Regions from separate parts of the Homo sapiens genome. Here region 1 is linked to region 2. Evidence: chromatin contacts called from ENCODE Hi-C or POLR2A ChIA-PET data. All regions are on one chromosome and are shown on one strand. The core of a region is the stretch at or near the end of the contact, and the rest is flanking DNA. Distances in the headings are between cores, read along the strand shown.

Region 1 (2,783 bases), core at 13-2,512, 44 kb before region 2:
CTGTAATTATTTCAGGTAAAAATGGTTTCCTCCTCTTTTGAAAATACTTCTTTTTACTACTAATTATCAATATTATAGGCGTGTTCTCAATATTAAAGACTAAAGGAAAAAAGTTATAGCTGGCAACTGCTTCCTCTAAAGATCCTACACAGCAAAGTTCAGACCTGTATGGCCATCCTCAACTACACTTTATATCAAACTGGTTTAAATCGAAAAAGGTCCACATCACAAAGAACCACAATCAATCAAATTAATTCACCTGCCCTCTATTCTAAGGAAAACTCCCCCCACTCCAGGTAAATTTCATTTGGCAAATTCTTAAAAATTAACTTCAAAGAACACATGTTCACCTCCCCAGTATTCCGAAAGTTCCACCACTTAATAAATCGTTAAGTTACTGTTCCAGACCCGGGTCCAATAAACCCAAATAGACTGAATTTCTCAGCACCCAACTTGTTTCTATCTTAATCCAGCAAGTTGCATCGAGTTGTCATTGTTCCTCCTTCCAAGGCGGAGGTGACAACGGTGCACATCATCCGCGAATACGTGGAAGGACAGACACACACCAGGGGACGCAGGGAGAGCGGATAAAGCACAAAGGGGACGCAGCGGCCGCGGGGTCGCCGGGCCACGGCCAGGGGCGCCGTCGGGGAGGAGGGTGGGCTGCAGGACGAGCTCGGGAGGGCTCCGAAATGCGCTCGGGCCAAAACAAAAACAAAAAGTTCAGCGCGGCAGTGGGAGCAGATTGGGCGAGACGGTTCACGGCTGCCCATTGGAGAAAAGGGAAAACAGAGTCCCCCAATCGCGAGCGGCGGGGCTGCTCCCCTCGTGCGGCCGCGGGCCCGGCCCCGACGCTGCCCGGCGGCCGCTACCGCTCCCTTCCGGCCGCGGCCACCACTGCAGGCCCCGCGCCGGCCCCGCACCGGCCCGGCCGCAGCCCCGCCCCCCGCGCCCGGCCGCTTGCGCCCGGCCCCGGCCCCACCCGCCCTGGCCCCGGAGCCCTGCGACCGGCCTGGGCCCGCGGTCCCCCACGTCCCTGCCCGCCCCGTCACCGAGGCCGCCCCCCGCACACCCTCGCCGGCGCCCGCCCCTCCCCCGACTCACCGCCTGCGCCGCCCCGCTCCTCCTCGGGGCGCGTCCCAGGCCCCGCTGCCCGGCCGCTGCGATGCGGGGCCGCGCCGCCGGGCCCCGCGTCCCAGTCCCCCCCAGAAAATTAATCACCAAAAATAATTCCAGAGAAAAATGGAGAGTAAAATCCAAGATGGCGGCGCGGGCCGCAGCACCGCTCGCTCCCTCCGCTGACGGGAAAAATGAGTCCCCGCAGCGTCCGAGCCCCCCGCCCCCAACCGGCCGCCGCCGCCGCCGTCGCGCCCCCCGCGCCCCCGGCCTCGGCTCGCTGCGCCCCCGGCGCCCGCCCCCGCGCCCCGCCACCCGGGGCCTCACCTCGCCTCGCGCACGGCCGCCCGTACGAAAACCGTCCGCCGGCTTCAGGACTCCGCGTCCCAGGTCCGTGCGCCGCGCGGTGCCGCCTCCGGTTCCCGGGCGTCCTCACCTCATCGCCCCGCTGCCCTGCCGCCCGCACCGCCGCCGCGTCGCCGCCCCCGGTGAGCCGCCTGGACCCCGCCCGGGCACGGTGGAAGGATACGAAAAGAAGGCCGCGGCCTCGACGGCGGAGGGACACCGTGCGGCGCAGCTGCCACAGTGTGCGCGCGCCTCCCGCCAGGCCCAGCCGCCGCGGCGCTTCCACGGGGCTCTGTGCGGGACGCGGGCACGCGCGGGGAGCGAGTTCTGTGCCGGGCGCTCCCGACGGCGGAGGGACAAAGGGCGATTCAGAGCGAGCCGTCGCCTCCCCTCGTGGCGGAGGGATTCGCGGCCGGCCGGTAGGCGGCTGGGATCCCTCCGCCCTCGCTGCCCTTTAAATCGCGGCTGAGGCGGCGTCGCCCGCGCCCCGCGGGCGCCACGTTAGGGTCCCCTGCGGCCCTTACGCGACCGCATTCCGGTCCCGGTCCCCGCGGGACCGCGGCAGCTGTCCCGGGCCCTGGGTCTTTGCACACCTGCCCCTACCAGGGACGGCTCTAGAGCCAGCCTCTCGGACTGCAGCCCTGGGGAAGGGGACCCCCCCCCCTCCCGCCGCGCGTCCCAGTTGCTCCGAGGGAGGTGGCCCCGGGCAGACGAGCGTTTTTGTTGTGGGAATGGGGGTCACTGGCAGCAGATGCACCCTAAGACCGTGTGGGCAGGCTGAGCGTTCCTGCGCGGAGCATGCGAGGGAGGAGGAGAGCGGGCGCGCCTTGGCCTGGCCCCCCGCGGGCCCCGCCGCCCCCAGCACCCACTATGTGCCCCGCGCCGTGCTCCGCTCCACTCCGGGTGTGCCCTGCGCGCTGGCCGTGCGATCCCTCCTCGGGGATCCCGGGCTGGCGGGGAGATCCTGAGGGACCGGGCCGCCTGCGAGCCGGGGAGCTGCGAAGCTTGCCTGGGCATCGATCTTGTAGTCCAGACAACAGAACGATGAGCGCGCTCCCGGCCCCTGCGGGGCTGCCCAGGGTCTCCGCGCATCCTCCCTCTCACGCGTCAGGACGACCCCCGGAGGTGGGGGCCATGTGGGTGCCACTTTACACCTAGGGAAACTGAGGCACAGGGAGTTCCGTGACCTCTATGACAACTAGTCAGGGCTTGAGCCAGAGCCCTCTTTCAGCATTCGGGTGAAAAATGCAGAATAAATCAGGAAGCGGGTGCGGAGGACCTCCAAGAAGTTGAGGTTGGCATAGGCGTGCACATGCCTGGAA
Region 2 (2,700 bases), core at 116-2,615:
AACACACACAAACATGGAGAGAGTGGGAAACAGACCCCCCACTTCCATGAAGCCATCAGCCATGCTGGATGGATGGCAGCCACATGTGTCTTGTGGCACGATTCTCTTGCCCCCTTCTCCTGATGTGGAAGCATTTTAAAGCACACCTCAGACAGCCTATGACTTCAGCCTCAAGCAACAGAGTCATCTTTTAAACTCTGAACTGGATAACGTGACTCCCTGTGCATTCCTGGGCTCTCCCGCTCCTCCCCCGCCGCTGTCCCCTGGGACCGGCCTGTCTCTTTCACTCTCCCCAGGGCCCTTCTCTCCTCACACTTGTGGCCTTGGATCTGTCCTGGGGGCTCCGCATTGCTGGCCTCTCTGCCTGGATCCCGCATCTCCCTGATTTTTCATCTGTGTTTTTACTGCAAATGTTTGGATTTTGTTTCCTGCTCACAGCAGGAGGCCATCGGGGATTGCTGTGCAGGGGAGTATTAGGAGCTGAGTTGTGTTTTTAAAATATCCTCCGGCTGCTGTGTGGAGGATGAGTAGGGCTGGGGCGGGGAGCAGGAAGACCATCACAGAGAATTCAACGTAGTCGAACGTAGTCCATATTCTAAAAAGTATCGGCTTGTGTCAGCCACTGCGCTGGATCTTGAAGCAAAGCTGTAGATACGGAAATTGTGGCTGAGTATGGTCGTGGTTTGTCCCAACTGACCCAGCTGGTGGGTTTTGGGACCGAGGCCCGGGGGGCTGCCTGTGAGTTCATTGCATTCTCCCTGAACTCGTGGATTCCTTCTGGTGGGAGACAGTTACAGGCGCAAATGACCTAATACCACCTAGAACAATCCATCCCATAGTGGAAGCCGAGCCCCCCTGGCCTGGAACAATCGAAGAGGGCCAGAGTTCTCTGGTGTGGGGTAACGGCAAGACTCCCTGCTGTCAGGGGAGCGGGCTAAGGGGTTTCCACCTGCAAACATGGAATGGTAGGCGCAGGGGGCCGGAGGGTGGGATGGTGTCTCTAGCCAAGGCCAGCACCAGGGCTGGTGAAATAGGCTGGGAGGGGCAGGACGTGGTGGCTCACACCTGTAATCCCAGCACTTTGGGAGGCCGAGGCAGGAGGATCACCTTGAGGTCAGGAGTTCCAGACCGGTCCGGCCAACATGGTGAAACCCCGTCTCTAGTAAAATACAAAAACTTAGCTGGGCGTAGTGGCAGGCGCCTATAATGCCAGCTACTCAGGAGGCTGAGAATCGCTTAAACCCGGGAGGCAGAGGCTGCAGTGAGCCAAGATGCACTCCAGCCTGGGCAACAAGAATGAAACTCTGTCTCAAAAAAACAAAAAACAAGAAGGCTAGGAGGGAGCCTTGCCCGCCAGGGGGAGCCCTTGGACTTCCTCTACCAAGAGATGCGGCCCTGCTCCTAGAGAAACTGGCTGGCTCGAGGCCATGCCCTGTCGAGCTCGAGGCCATGCCCTGCCGGGGCTCTCAAGGCTTTGGAGGAGCCTCTGCTCCCTACGGCCGTGGTGTGCTCAGCCACGCCCAACATTTGCAGACAGATCCGGTGTGAATGCTCAGCTCTCACGGCTTTGGAGGAGCCTCTGCTCCCTGTGGCCATCGTGTGCTCCTGAGCCACGCCCAACATTTGCAGACAGATCCAGTGTGAATGCTGTGCTGCCATTTGCTTGGTGGATGACCTCGGCCAAGCAACCTGGCCTTTCTGTGCCTTGGTTTCCTCACTGTGAAGGGACGAGAGCTCCTTTTGGGGCCAAGCCCCGAATTGGACTCTCACTTCTGTTTGGCCTTCTGGCACCTTCTGTGTGGACTCTCACCCATCAGTTAGGGACTTTGTACCTCCTGTGTGTCAGTGCTGTGCTAGGCCCCGGATGAGCCACTGCCCCTGCCGCAGGAACAGAAAGCCTGAGGGGGGCTCTGAGCTCTCTGAGCTCCCCAGGGTGGAGGAGGCACCTTCTCTGAGCCCACCCCTCACCTTCATTGTGTTCCTCACAAGGCAGGTCTCACCCACCGCACCGGGGGCTCCTGGGCCACGTCATCTCTGAATCCCCATTGGGCTGGCAAACAGTAGGTGCTCACTAGGCACCTGATAAAGTGAGTTGAATGGGACTTTGTGTAGGCCAGGATGGCACCTGGCTTATCTTGCAGTCTCGTGTCCTCCAAGGCAGGGAGAAGAAAGCCCGGAGCCCCTGGATTTGGACAGGTCTGCGACGGGGGCGCCTTGAGCTCTGTTTGGCTGGGACTCACCACAGGGGGCTGCATTGGGCCTGTAGTGCTGGGCAGAGGAGCTTGGGGCTTTCGGCAGGGACGGGTGTGGTTAGATTTGTGTTTTGACGGGTCCCTTGCCGCAGGGTGGAGAACGGATGAGCCAGGCTGTCTGGGAGCAGAGTGGGCAGGCAGTTGGTGGTGGGCCCAAGGCCGGGCAGCAGCTGGGGTCAGGACAGGGGAAGCGGCCGGAGTACTGAAACCTTTAGGATGGCCAGTTGGACTCAGGGGGAAGCACAGGTTTCTAAATCTGTTAGCCCACGTGGGGATGCCATTAGGTACAGGGAGGACCCCTGGGGCCAAACACACTCCTGGGGGCCGATGCTGAGGTTGGCCTTGGATGCTGAGTTTGAGGCACCTGTGGTCCAGGAGGAACGCCATCCAAGAGAGAACAATGGCAGGGGGTTTGGAATAGGACCCCCAAGGATGGAGGGGGAGAGTG

The links. Hi-C counts contacts between places; a loop is a spot of excess contacts on that map. ChIA-PET counts read pairs that join two places held with the same protein, here RNA polymerase II (POLR2A). Pooled maps may share reads with other maps.
Region 1: a loop to region 2 is called in a map of dorsolateral prefrontal cortex, with 2.4 times the contacts of the local background. The contact joins the promoter of KMT5B here to the enhancer-like site in region 2. A Hi-C loop is called at or near these places in 9 of 168 maps with a recorded cell type or tissue (B cell, HepG2, ascending aorta and 5 more), 5 of 37 single-sample maps with no recorded cell type and 17 of 50 pooled maps. POLR2A ChIA-PET finds 5 or more read pairs at or near these places in 4 of 52 experiments (A549, H1, HepG2 and 1 more).

The regions. Positions count from the first base shown.
Region 1 is chr11:68,212,034-68,214,816 of GRCh38, forward strand. KMT5B (lysine methyltransferase 5B) reads right to left here and starts at 1,263. Exons shown (of 11, transcript NM_017635.5): 1 at 1,105-1,263. RefSeq lists silencers at 500-969, 1,555-1,994, 2,105-2,244 and an enhancer at 1,941-2,643.
Region 2 is chr11:68,256,211-68,258,910 of GRCh38, forward strand. No RefSeq gene overlaps it. Among named protein-coding and RNA genes, the nearest start is that of C11orf24, 14 kb to the right of the region's middle. Within about 2 kb of position 1,366, at least 9 of the 41 ENCODE cell types and tissues checked have a DNase peak (open chromatin) inside an H3K27ac peak, as active enhancers do; they include ascending aorta and dorsolateral prefrontal cortex, where a contact is called at or near this core.